Linked DNA regions of Homo sapiens: all the other regions are linked to region 3. A link is a contact called in ENCODE Hi-C or POLR2A ChIA-PET data. All regions are on one chromosome and are shown on one strand. The core of a region is the stretch at or near the end of the contact, and the rest is flanking DNA. Distances in the headings are between cores, read along the strand shown. Region 1 overlaps DAPP1 (dual adaptor of phosphotyrosine and 3-phosphoinositides 1). Region 2 overlaps DAPP1 (dual adaptor of phosphotyrosine and 3-phosphoinositides 1). Region 3 holds the start of METAP1 (methionyl aminopeptidase 1).

Region 1 (4,642 bases), core at 714-3,213, 850 kb before region 3:
CATTTCCAACCTCTGTGAGCCTCTTCAGCGCACCTATCAGTCAAATTTATCTTTGTATCCCTACCACTTGATAGAGTTTCTGACATAATGAAGGCAGATGAGTGAATGAATTAATGAATGAATGCTACAGTAATGCAGGCTTGAACCAAGAAAGAACCTGGGATGAACCAGCCTCCCAGGTCCACAATTCTCCAGGCCTGAGGCAAGAAAGGACAATAACCGCAGGCATAACTTTTCAAATCTCTGTTGGAGGAACCCAAATTCTATTTTGAAAACCTCCTCTAAAGTTTAATTCAACAAAAGTAAAACAAAGGAAAATGGCATTGAGTCAACCAAGAGAGTAAAACTGACTGTAGATTGATTTTAACTAGTAACCCCACAAATGAGGCTAAACTAAATTGTGAGATGAAGATGACAAAGTACTTATAAAACGGCAACTTATACTGATAAAAATCTGGTGTCCTAAAAGACAGTTCTCCTTAGATGACTATTCTTGCCCAAGGAAGAGCCAATATACAGACTTCTTGGCATGGCTGTGAGGCTTAATGATTTCCCCTTCTGCAGAGATTGTACCTCCCAGTATACAGAGATAGGTTCCCTATAACCATGTTATACCTCCAGACCTGGCCCGGCCCTCGAATACCTGACCTGGTCACACTAATTGGATTCACTTCTTGGGGATCCACTTAATTGCTTCTCTAGAGAGAAGGTCCACCAACTCAATTTCTGAACTACATGAAGTAGACTATTGTTTCCTGCCTTTGACATGAAACCTGGTTTCAGAAAGGCTGAGCGGAGGTACACTTCTGAGACGATCAGAGATGAATCAAGACAGACACATCAATTGACTGAAAGCCTCAGACTTGCCATGATTACTAAGCAGATTCCTTGTTGTCTCTTGGTTGTTCAACTTGCCCTTAAATTCTGGGAGGGTATATTGTTAATATCCTTTTAAAAAATTCTGCTCCTGGGCAGGGCGCGGTGGCCCATGCCTGTAATCCCAGCACTTTGGGAGGCCGAGGCATACGGATCACAAGGTCAGGAGATGGAGACCATCCTGGCTAACACGGTGAAACCCCGTCTTTACTAAAAAAAATACAAAAATTAGCCAGGCGTGGTGGCATGCGTCTGTAGTCCCAGCTACTTGGGAGGCTGAAGCAGGAGAATCCCTTTAACCCGGGAGGCGGAGGTTGCAGTGAGCCGAGATCGTGCCACTGCACTCCAGCCTGGGCAACAGAGTGAGACCCCATCACAAAAAAAAAAAAAAATTCTGCTCCTGTTCCCTGTTCTTGTACCCTACTCACTTAAAAACAAAATCAAAAACAAGACCAAAAAAACCCAGCTAGCCAGAGCTGGTTTCTGTCATTTCCAATCAAAAGAAACTTATCAGCCGGGCGCGGTGGCTCATGCCTGTAATCCCAGCACTTTTGGAGGCCGAGGGGGCGGATCATGAGGTCAGGAGATCAAGACCATCCTGGCCAACATGATGAAACCCCGTCTCTACTACAAATACAAAAATTAGCCGGGCATGGTGGCGCATGCCTGTAATCCCAGCTACTCGGGAGGCTGAGACAGGAGAATCGCTTGAACCAGGGAGTCAGAGGTTGCAGTGAGCCGAGATGGCGCCACTGTACTCCAGCCTGGCAACAGAGTGAGACTCTGTCTCAAAACAAACAAACAAACAAACAAACAAACAAACTTATCTACTGTCGCTACCACAGACTCTTAATACTTTGCCTCCAAGGTCCAAGTTAGTGCCTCAGCTCGGGAAGAAAGGGACCCTGGGTTACTGAGATTCAGACCAAATGAACTCCAGGACTCAGCTGGGAGATTTAGAAAAAGGCAACAGGAGGCAGGGGTAGCAGAGCAAGAAGAATGAGGAAGACCAGTAACCACAGGCCTTGGAAACTTGGCTATAAGTTTCACTTCAGTTTCTGAACTACGTAAAGGTGACTATTGTTTCCTGCCTTTGACATGAAACCTGGTTTCAGCCATGCTTAGCGGAGGTATGTTTTTGAGATGATCAGAGCTGGACCAAGGCAGGCATTTCCATTTACTTTGACTGAATGGTAACTTACAGTTATGTGTAAGAGTTACATATATAACTGTATGCAATAATATGAAATTGCATTGAAGGACCCTTTATCTTGTATTCCAGCAGGAACTCAGAAAGAGAGTAAGAACAGTCTCAATTCTTAGGCATTGGTTTGGTATCTGAAATAGAGTGTAGCACAGGGTACACAAAACTCCTAAAGAAAAACTTTTGTTTAGAGTATTTATTTTATGCAGTGAGGTCAGTGCTTATTCATCAGGTACCCCAGCTAGCCTGTAAGGTGTTTGAAGGCAAGAATAATATCTGATTTATCTTTCTATGTTATCAGTGGCTCACAGGGCCATTTCACTCAAAACATTTTGTTGAATTAAATTAAAATCAGATCATGTCCATCCGTGTTTCATTACTGCCCTCAGGTTCAGAAAATAAGCTCTGCAACTGGCATAATGAGTTCCTCTCTCCCCTCCTTCCAATGAGAAGTAGATTTCTTGGGGTTGGTGGGAGAGAATAGGGTTATTCAAGATCTTTTTCCTTCCTTCTTTGCCACCTGCTCTGCAAATGGACTTTAAGCCTTGTTCATTTACATGTGAAGGGGTTTTAATATTTAATTTCCAGTCTCATAGGGTGAAGTGCACTGAACTAGGAGAGACATACCAGTTAGTCAGTGTAGGAGAAAATTCTGTTCAAATATCCAAGTCAAGTCACTATTTTTGGAGTGCTCACTTGATTCTACCACTTATATGAGTCCACTATGGAACTAGATTAAAGTTTGAAGAGGACATCACAAACATTTGATAAATGCAAATTCAATTGTCCCTAAACTAATTCTTTATTATTTATCAAAGAACGTACAGCTTTTGCATAGAATCTGATGGAATTAATAACCATAAAAGCATTTTATTAAATATGAATAATAATTATTGAATACTTATACTATGCTAAGAATCATTCCAAATGTCCTATGTGCCTAATTTCATTCAATCTTCACAATAAGTCATTAAAGTATGAGCTACTACCATCTAATCAGTTTCATAAGATGATGAAACTGAAGCTCAGAGAGATTATTTAACTTACCTGAGGAGACACACAGAGCCGGCAAATGGCAGAGGCTGGAGTTGAAACTTAGAATTTGTGTGTTTACTCATTATACCATAATTATTCTCAGCCTCAATCTAGTCACCATGGAAACTTCTAGGGCATGTGAAATACTGTGCTGTATTGTGGGCAAGAGTTGACATGTATAAATCAAAGTTTGAAGAAATTGATTCTTTAGGAGGCAGCTTGAGAAAGGAGATGTGAGTTTTTGCTTCCCCATTTCTAACCAGGCCTCAGTTTCTTCATTTATAAAGGAAAAATGCAATAGTCCCTGAGCTCCCTTTCAATTCTAACATCCTGTAAATCTAACTAAGCATACAGGCCCAAATAAGGGGAAAAAAACATCGAGAAGCTTCATTACCAAATGCTTGTACTGCTTCCTGTAAATGTACAATATTCATTTGAAATACTTTGTTCCTGCTGTCATTTGATCTTACCTCTCATTTTCCCTTTCTTTCAGTTTCTCTCTCAAGCTGTAAATTTTATTTTACTTTGTTATACTTAGACAGGCTGTTTGATATCCTTGCTGAAGACACATGACTAAGATGAGCCTGTATATTTAGGGGGATGTTTTCTTTTCAGCCTTTTTATGTTTTAAAGTTTCCTCTGGTATAATTTCTGAAATAGCAATTCATGTAAATAAAATGGGAATAACAATAAATACAAAGGCAGAAGTTAAAGTTGATTCACACTCTTTAGAACAATAGGTTTACTTCATGTACCAAACATGTTATTGTAGACTTTAAAGAAGAGATAAAGAAGAGACTGAGGGATAGGACTAAGACATGTGTTACAGCCCTGCCATATCCTACAATCATTCTACTACATTATTGTAGCAGAAATTCTTCCAAATTTATTAAAGGCCATGCTGTGCCATGGCAGCAATGTATTGCAGTGTCGCTGTAGGACCAATTTCAAGAGATAGCAAGGTGCCTGGAAAGCATCTATGCTTCAGGACCAGGTTAGCCCAGATTCCAATCTCAGCTCTGAGTTCTTCCAAATCCATTTAAGGCCACACTGTACCATGGCAACAATGTACTGTTATTGTGGGACCAGTTTCAAAAGATAGCAAGGTGCATGGAAAGCATCTATGCTTTAGAACCAGATTAGCCCAGATTCCAATCTCAGCCCTGATGTTTACCAGCAGTGAAAACTTGGGCAAGTGACTTAAAACCTCTGAGTTTTCCTTTCCTCATCTGAAAATAGGACCGTTGTATGCATTATTGTGGGTGGCTGAGATGAAATAAGTTGATGTAGGTGAATGCCTGGAACCTAGCAAACACTCTAAAAATGTTGGCTTAATTCCCTTCCTCAGCTGCTTTTTCCTTTTTCGAATAAAACTCATCTATAAACTGAGAACATTTTGTATTTTTGGCAAACATCCAAGGAAGTTTGGAAAAATTCTAAGTTGTCACTAGTTGTTTTCTGAAGAACCACCCAATTCTCAAATTAAAATTAATTTTAACCACATTATTTAAAAATATCACCTGGGTG
Region 2 (4,461 bases), core at 473-2,972, 830 kb before region 3:
ACCCATCATGCTGAACTATCAGATTAATCTACCTAAAAACAAAACATGATGACTATGTAATTCCACATTCCTATGAACCTTCAGTGAGTCCACATTGTTCATTGACCAAATCTATTTTAGGCCCTCCAGAATCTAGATCAACCTAAATATCCATGCTTTCAGAGGGAAGCAAGAGCCTACTTTGAGACAGATCAAGAAGGAGATGATGGAAAAATATCCTACCAAAAAGCAAAAGCAAAATTATACATATAATATGATTACAATTCAATCTCTATATATGTTTGTGTGTGTGTACAGAAAAACATTTCTTAAAAACTAGAATCAAGATGAACAATGTTATTTTAGGTAGTAGTACATGGCTGACATTTTAGTGCTTTTCTTTATATTTTGATGCTTCTCTTCATCTCTCTAATTTTTGATAATTAATATATATTACTATTATTTTCAACTATTTATTATAAATAAATTCAGATATACTGGAAAGTAGAAAAATAGCATCAATGTTACTGCATTGAAATAATACCCATATTTCAGGTAGAATAATTTTTAACCTTTTGCCACATTTTTAATACAACGTTTAATTTTGACTCTTTCGATGAACAGTTTTAAAGTAAATTACAGATATCCTGACACTTTAACCCTAAATAATTCAACATGCATCTCTCAAAAGTGACATTCTTTTACATAATCATCATACTGTTATTAAAACAAGTGATTACTCTTACACTTTTTAAAGTTATAAACATTTTTAAACAAAGAAGGTCTAACAACAGATAATGGGGGCAGGTGCTAGTGGGCAGGGTCAGGGGAAGCATGACCATAAAGAAGCAAGTGGTGAGCAGCGAACACTGATAAGGCCCAGCAGTGTTCACTGTGCTCTTGGTAGAGGCAGGCCTCTATCAGGCAGTAGGACACAGAGGTCGATGGGCTCAGAATAGGAATTTATCCTCTACGGGAGTTGGTAGGAGCCAGAAATTAATGCAGGTTTTAACAAAATATCTAAGAGTATGGTCATGAAAACAGAAGTACAAGAGAAAAGCCAAGTTGAAGCTTCTCATAGGATGAGATGGATAGAGGTAGAGACCAGAACCAGACCACCAGAATGCTGACAAACCAGATGGGTCTTGGGGACTGGGTGGGTCTGAGTTCATGTGAGCTTTTTCAATTCTGAATCCTTGCATATTTTGCTACCATCACTCCTTTATTCAGGCCATTTTCTCTGTAGAAAATTTCACCTTTTCTAACTTCAACTGACAAAAATCATATCAGCTCCAAGGCCATCTTCTCCACTTCTACTGTGGAGAAGATAGCCTTCCATAGGAGATTGTTTTATCTAGACACTGTCACAGCCCTCAGCCCACACAACACTGCATTCTAACTCTACATGCATATGAATCCTCCATCTCTGCACAGCCATGCCTTCTTTATTGTAGTCTCCTCTATGCTGCCTTGCCTGGCGTCATCATACAACAGATAGATCTATGACCCAGTAGAAGAGTGAATGAATGAAACAAAGTGACTCCCCACAACATGGACAGTCTGTGGGACAGATTTCCACTTGTAAGTAGAAGGAAGTCACCCTTTGGAGGAACAGAAAAACACCACAACTGAAGAGGAAATTCACTTGAGTTATGAAGAGATGGAACTGTACACTAGTTACATACTAATTATACAACCACAGAAGAACCACCTTCCGTTTTTAGAATCCAAGATTACAGAGCTGTGCACAGAAGAGGAACAAGCTGTATTGCTGTAGTTAGTGTCACACCGCTGTAAACAGGTTCCACTGAAATTTTGACTTTACGTTTCTTAGCTGAATAAATTTTTCTAGTCCTGAAAATGAATTCTACACAAAATTCAATAATGTTCTGATTAACTAGAATGCTGGCCTGGCTTTGTGTACATGTGCATGTATATTATGTGAGGAATAGAAAGAATAATGTCTTTTATAGTAAACTTTGTTATAATCACAGAACTTTCTTTGCTTCTCTCAGTTCATATTAAGAACTATGAACATGTACTAGTATAGTAAGATGAGAGAAATTTGATGAAAACCAGGAGGTTACATCAGCAGTCAAGCATGAAGGCTCTGGAGCAAAACTCTTGGATTTGAAGGTATGTTAGAATGGAAACTTAAGCATGTGATTAAAACTCTGTTCTTTACTTTTCTCATCTATAAATGGGGACAACATTAGTAATAATACCCACCTCACAGCAATGTGTAAATTAAACAAGTTCACATGGGCAAAGGGCTTAAACTAGTGCTTAGCACATGATAAGCATCCAATAATTACTAATTGCCATTACTAGAATACATACCTTTGACCAGTGGGCTCTACAAAGCAGCACCATGCAGTGGAAAGCTCTGGGGTAAGTTCCTAGGTGTGTCTCTCAGCTCCACTACTTACAAAGTCTGTGACCTGGATCGTATACTTAGCTTATTGAAGTCACCTTTTGCGTCTATGAAATGAGTATGGTGATATCGTATTGAAAGTGTTATTGTGAAGCCTAAATGGCATTATGCGTGTGAATGGTATGGTGCTGATGCATAGTAGGTGGTCAGTAAATTAGGACTATCACAGCAGGGAAACAACCTGGTTTGTGAAGTCAGCATGGGTTTTGAACACAGACACTCAGAGACTGTAGGCAACCTGATTTTTCTGCTCTTGAGTCTCTTCCTGTGTAAAGCTGGAATACCAGTGCCTTTCAAAGACCAGAGCTGGTGTCTACAAAATGCCTGCCTTATAATACGGACTCATTTTGTTTATTATCATTTATTCCGTGGGTCAGCAAACCACCAGCTGAGGGTTAATTCCTGTCAGACACCTGTTTTAGTATGGACTGGGAGCCAAGAATGGCTGTACATTTTGAAATGCTTGAGGGAAATAGAAAAATATTCATAAAAATTATATGAAATTCACATTTCAGTGTATAAATAACGTTTTGTTTGAACACCATCACGGTCATTTGTTTCTGTGTTCTCTGGTAGTTTTTGCACAACAGCAGATGTGAGTAGTTGAGGTAGAGACTGTAAGGCCTGCAAAGCCTAAAACATTCGTTACCCGGCCCTTTATAAAAAAAAGGTTTGCTGCTCCATGGTCTACTCTAAACTTCTCTTATATGTGACTAATTAGTTATCAATTTATTTAAATATTCAGAGCTTGGAATCTAGTTCTTTGGCACTGGCCAATCCAGCCAAACACTGGCACTTTCTTATACAACTTTCGATTTGAGAAAGTATTTAAAAAAGAGAACGTTTATTATGTTTCTCACTTGGAGTTACAACTGACTAGATCATTTGAATATTTAATTTTAAAGTATGCTAAAACACTTTCATTTTGTTATTTCTTTTGTGTTTATACATATATATAGCTATATGTAGAAATAGTATAGTAACCTTTGTTAAAGCCAAAGAATTGCTGGAATTTTCAGTAATTTAACTAGCTATTCTTTACCAGTTTGTTACTTAGGTGATATCTCCAGTATTTGTTACTTGTTTTATTTTGCCATATTTTCATTTTGCAAGCAGCAAACAGCCTGACCCATCTCCTCGTTCATGGTCCACCTCCTTCCTCTCCCCTGATTCTCCACACCCTCACTTCTTGCCCTCCCCACACCTCTCTTCCCCCTAAGCCCATACCCTCCCCTGAGAAGTGTAAGCGAAGCTGAGCAACAATTTAAGATGGTTTTATTTCTCCTTTGCTTCTGGACACATTAATGTATTTTAGATGAAAGAAAATTAATGATTTTAGGCTGACACTCTATAAATGAGACATGGAAAAGCACTGTGTTGCTTGATTTAGGTATTTTAGAAAATAATAAACCTGTACTCTGAGCAAGTTGTATATGTCCTGGAAAGGCAAGTGATGGATTTGCTGCAGTTCAGGGCTCAATTTACAGGATTTACATATTCCAGAGCCTGAAAAAAACAGAGGCCCAAGAACAAAGACTTCTGCTATTTCTGTAATTTAACCACTAACTTATCTGTTTATGTCTATCAAAAACATAAACGTAAGGATTTATCTAACTACTCAAATAACCTCTTAAAAATAATTGAAAAATTAAGTCATTAAAACCAGCTACCTTTTATCTATCCATTACATTAAATCATTTTGTTTTTAAGGAGGTCTTTGGAAACTAAATTAATCAGAAGGTTTGGTAGAGATTCTATCTCGCCAGTGGTTAAAGGTTCAAAGAAAAAGTCATTATAATGTTCGAGTTATGTTCAGTATTCTGGCAGAGGCAACAAGTCATTGTCAAGAGTTCTCAAATTGTTATCTATAAAAAATGTATCAGTGAGGTGCTGCAGGAGCAAGTACTGGCACAAGTTGATTATTAAATATTCAATTCGATGATGTTAAATTGTTGGCAGCTTGAAATTGTCTATAGTGGGAGTATTTATACCAGGGAATTAGGCAAATTCTTGAAATCAGGGCTTTCTCCACACCCCAACTCTTCCCA
Region 3 (4,474 bases), core at 1,292-3,791:
TGTGAGCCACCATGCCCAGCCAAGCCCATATTTCATCACAGATGTATAAAGCGCTTAGAATAAGTTACAGTGACTTGATCAAGGTCTCAAGCTGGGATTGGGGGAACAGCTGTGATTTCAGAAGACAGGTGACACTTCGGAAAGGAAAGAATGTAAACATAGCCTTTGGCTAGAGCAAGAGGCTCAGAAGAGGGGCCCTGAATGTGGGGCTGGAATCCTGAAAGCAATGAGGGATACGCATAATCAGACTGCGGGAAAAATAACTTCTGTACAAAAGGTTTTGTTTGATAGGGTTTTTTGTGGGCGTTTGTTTGCAAGGGGAGGAATTACAGTAGAGAAATAAATTAAGAGAGTATGACAACTGATTTGGTGGGAAATTTTAAAAGCTGACCATAGGAGGTGGTAACAGAAATGAAGAAAAAGAGACAGTTGGGACAGCCACTCTGGGAATATTTGAGTGCATGTCTAACAGTGATACCAGAAATATACCTGCAGAATCCAACATGTAAATACCTCCAATCCTAACACACGGAATAAACCCTAGATGTTTTGTTTTCACAAATTTGTCTAGCATTTTTCCACAAACCCCAGTGATTCACCTTCTTTCTACCTGTTTCATGAATGTGGTTTCACACTACCTTTTTAAAATCTTAACAGAAGATTGTAATACATATTAATTCAAAATGCCACCTACTTTTAAAGTTATTCTACTCAGATGGTACAACTGTCAAAAGCAAACACTGTTTCTTAATTTCAGGTCCCACACAGGCCACAACAAGATAGAATTTGGGAATTTTAAAGAATCTAAAGGACGTGTACTAGGTCTAACATGAGTAATGCTCAACATGTTAAACCTAGTACAGGTCCTTTAGATTGTTCGGTAATGCTATTTTTAGATCAAGCAACACTCCTCCACGTGCAAGTTTTTCCAAATTATACTAACAAGGTCAAGGATCATATCCTATCTAAAAACAAGACTGTATAACACAGCTAAGACCTTTTGCAATCGCTTATCTACAAATATTGTGACGTAAAGATTGTATTTATTTATATCTTTACGTTTTTATGTTTTATGTTGGAAAACACTTTTATTATTTGTATTGTGTTCATATATCTGCCTTCATTCTTATTCATATTTTTATTTATGGCAGAGTTAAATCGTACTAGAATCCTTTAAAAAATAAAGGACTTTACATTATAACAGCATTTCACGTTCCTTGGATAATCTGGGTCTCAGAAGAAGCTTGTGAAACTTACAAAGAAAGCTATAATCATCCCCTCTGTACAGTGTAACACTGGAACTCAGAAAGATTAAGTAACTTTACTAATTCAAGATCGCACAATAACTGGCAAGGGCAGGGCCCCAATCAGGCCTTCTCTTTATTCCGGCTCTCCTCCCCACAGGACGCTACCAATTTAATATTTGAATATTCATGTGCCTCTCTTCACTAAACCTGGACTGTAACTAAGAGCCATACTATTGCCGCCCAGCCCTCATCCTGGGTCTCGAAATGCAGCAGCAACACTAGTACTCTTCAGTAAACAGAAACACGAGCACACGCTTCAGTCTGGACCCCATTCAACGCTGGGTTTGCTCTACTGCACAAAACTTAAAATACACTACAGCATTCACGCCTAACCCTCAATGGAACTGTCCTTTTCACTCTGGGAAATTCAGTCACAGGTGACTCATCCCGTTAGCTTACAGTTTTGTAAATTAATAATTTTATATACCGAAAGAAAAGAATGAATTACACAGACCTCTCCCTTCCCCACCCCCAAAGTTGCTTAAGTGTCAAAGCACGGTAGTAAAGCACAAAGAAGTGGGGCTGGAGCTAGCTAGCGTTCCTCCTCTCTGCGACTCCGACGGTCCTCGGGCCACCCATCTCTCAGAGCCCGGCAGGTAGCTTCAGCCCCCCACCCCGCAGGGACCCGACGGACGGCCCGGCGCCTCCAGCGCCCAGACCCGAGCCCCGCCGGTGCTGCGGATGTGGAGGCTCGCGACGCTCGGGCTGCCCTCCTTCCCGGCGCCGCTACCTGCCTCCGGCAGCCCGCACACCTGGCGGCCCCCGCCCCAGCGCGGGGAACCGGCCCCAGAACGCGGAGGTCTAGCGCGGCCACGCGACCCCGCACAGCCCGCTTCCGCCCCAGCCCACATGGCCGCGGCGGGTGGCGCCCCCGCCCCCGCGTGAGCCCAGCGCGGTTCCCGAGGACCCAGGGACCCCAGGAGGCAGGAGGGGGCGGTGGCGACGCGGGTGGGGGGAGGAGGAAACGCGGCCGGGGGGAAGAGGAGGAGCGCGTCCCGACTCGCCGCAAGGGCGGGAGGAGCCAGCAGGGGAGAAGCGAGGAGGGGTCCCGCAGCGGCGGCATATCCGCGGGGCAGCGGGCGCCTACCTGCGAGCAGAAGTACGAGCCCTGGATGCCCAGCTTGATGCAAGTGGGACACTGGAGCTTGGCCTCACTGCTGCAGCCGTCTGTCTCGCACACCCGCGTCTCCACGGCCGCCATGCTGCCTGCCCGCTGGAAGAGCGCCTCACCGAGGAAGAGGCGGCGGCGGGAGGGAGGAACTGCCGGGCGGAGGGGAGGGGAGAGAGACCGAGTCGGGGGAGGAGCTGGGCCCGCCGCTGGCCTGGGCGCGGGAGGGGGAGGAGCCAGGGCCGGCCGGGACCACGCAGCGCGCCCCGCCCCGGCCCCGCCCCCGCCCCGCGCGCGCAGCTGGTGCCCCGCCCCGCCGGCTTCGCCCCGCCCCCCGCCGGCGGTGCCTGCGTGCCCAAGCCTCCCGGCGGCGCGCACATTGGGGCTGTAAGGGAGCTCGGCAGGGCCCCCCCATTCGGCGCCTTCGGGCGTCGGCCAGCAGAGAACGCGACCTGCCGGCGCCTGACGGTGAGGAGCCGCCCTCTCGCGGCGCACTCTCTGTGCCTACAGTCAGATAAGACAGTCGTCTTCACTGACGAACACCCAGGAGCCCTGATCATCCCCGACACCCGCAGGAGGCTAGAGAGGGCGCTGCGCTCCTCTGCGTTGGATTCCCCCGCCGCTCCTTGGAGAACAGTCCCTTGGGTTAAGTTCTGTTTCTCACTGACATTGTCGGGTCTGAGGCCTAAGGACCACCGCTCATTCACAGAAAGGAGAGCCATAGAGCTGTCAACGGGACGGTGGGCTGGGATTCACATCTGCCCTCCCTCCTGCCAGACTTTTTTTTTCCACACACCACCACCTCCCCTTCAAAACCGATAGTGCTAGTAATAGTAACACAACTGTCAGGTATTCAATACAAATAATTTTTTTGTATAATCCCAGTTGATTGCTTCAGCAGTAAATAGGGGAGAATTGTGCTGATCCTGAAATGTCAGAGTCGAAAGAAGCTGTAAAGGCCTTCCCCTGCGAACCTGTTGCTTCAATCTTTTCAGCTGTATTCCAGGTCGGTTGTGTTGTAACTCATGCTTGAGTGCCTCCTTGTCACTAGGGAAGAGCGAAAAACTAACATTTACTGATCACAAAAGGCTGTGAACTTTGTTATTGTATTTTTTTAACTTCTCCGTACTTAATACACCAGAAAAGCTCATACTACTTTTATTTTTAAGAACTTTGTTTTGGCTAGGAGCGGTGGCTGACGCCTGTAATCAATCCCAGCACTTTGAGAGGCCAGGGCATCCAGGGCACCAAGGCCAGCGGATTCTTTGAGGCCAGGAGTTCGAGACCAGGGTGGAAATATGGCAAAACCCCGTCTCTACAAAAACTAAAACTAAAAACTAAAAAATTAGCCGGGCATGGTGGCAGGCGCCTGTAGTCCCAGCTACTGAGGAGGCTGAGCTGGGAGGATCTGTTGAACCTGAGAAGTCAAGGATATGGTAAGCTATGATCCTGCCACTGCACTCCAGCCCAAACGGCAGAGCAAGACCATGTCTCAAAAAAAAAAAAACTTAGTTTTGCAATATAAGCAGTAAAAATGATGTAATAAAATCAAGTAATAGAAATGTTTACATGCATACATACATATACTTTTGTATACAAGAAAAAAATCAATAAGTATGTATGTATGTATAAAATATTTTTTAAATAAAAACTGCACCATACCATATAAAGTAATTTACTTACCTGATTTCTTCAGTTACTATGATGTCAACTTTTTGTTTGTCGTTTGGTTTTTCTTTGAGACAGCATCTCATCCTGTCAACCAGGCTGGAGTGCAGTGGTGCTCACAGTGAGAGGTGACAGCGAGGTGACAGCATGCTGGCAGCCCTCGCAGCCCTTGCTTGCTCTCGGTGCCTCCTGGCCTCAGCTCCCATTCTGGCCGTGCTTGAGGAGCCCTTCAGCCGCCGCTGCACCGTGGGAGCCCTTCTCTGGGCTGGCCGAGGCCAGAGACGGTTCCCTCAGCTTGTGGTAGGTGTGGTGGCAGAGGCACGGGTGGCAACTGCGGCTGCGTGCGTCGCTTGCGGGCCAGCTAGAGTTCCAGGTGGGCGTGGGCTTGGCG

The links. A loop is a pair of places that touch in the nucleus more often than their neighbours do. ChIA-PET counts read pairs that join two places held with the same protein, here RNA polymerase II (POLR2A). Pooled maps may share reads with other maps.
Region 1: a loop to region 3 is called in a map with no recorded cell type, with 6 times the contacts of the local background. The contact joins the enhancer-like site here to the promoter of METAP1 in region 3. A Hi-C loop is called at or near these places in 2 of 37 single-sample maps with no recorded cell type and 8 of 50 pooled maps.
Region 2: a map of B cell shows a loop between it and region 3 (7-fold over the local background). The contact joins the enhancer-like site here to the promoter of METAP1 in region 3. A Hi-C loop is called at or near these places in 6 of 168 maps with a recorded cell type or tissue (B cell, CD4-positive, alpha-beta memory T cell, CD8-positive, alpha-beta T cell and 3 more), 17 of 37 single-sample maps with no recorded cell type and 15 of 50 pooled maps. POLR2A ChIA-PET finds 5 or more read pairs at or near these places in 3 of 52 experiments (CD4-positive, alpha-beta T cell, T-cell and activated naive CD4-positive, alpha-beta T cell).

The regions. Positions count from the first base shown.
Region 1 is chr4:99,844,857-99,849,498 of GRCh38, reverse strand. All of the region lies in intron 3 of DAPP1 (dual adaptor of phosphotyrosine and 3-phosphoinositides 1), which reads right to left. Among named protein-coding and RNA genes, the nearest start is that of DAPP1, 30 kb to the right of the region's middle. Within about 2 kb of position 1,963, at least 6 of the 41 ENCODE cell types and tissues checked have a DNase peak (open chromatin) inside an H3K27ac peak, as active enhancers do.
Region 2 is chr4:99,819,297-99,823,757 of GRCh38, reverse strand. The region is part of intron 1 of DAPP1 (dual adaptor of phosphotyrosine and 3-phosphoinositides 1); the gene reads right to left. Among named protein-coding and RNA genes, the nearest start is that of DAPP1, 4.7 kb to the right of the region's middle. RefSeq lists an enhancer at 1,342-1,711. Within about 2 kb of position 1,722, at least 4 of the 41 ENCODE cell types and tissues checked have a DNase peak (open chromatin) inside an H3K27ac peak, as active enhancers do; they include B cell, GM12878 and OCI-LY7, where a contact is called at or near this core.
Region 3 is chr4:98,993,788-98,998,261 of GRCh38, reverse strand. It overlaps METAP1 (methionyl aminopeptidase 1), which reads right to left and starts at 2,541. Exons shown (of 11, transcript NM_015143.3): 1 at 2,395-2,541. The coding sequence starts at 2,508. MIR3684 (microRNA 3684) reads right to left here and starts at 875; the gene lies at 802-875. RefSeq lists enhancers at 1,346-2,128, 3,050-3,099 and silencers at 1,870-2,329, 2,490-2,809.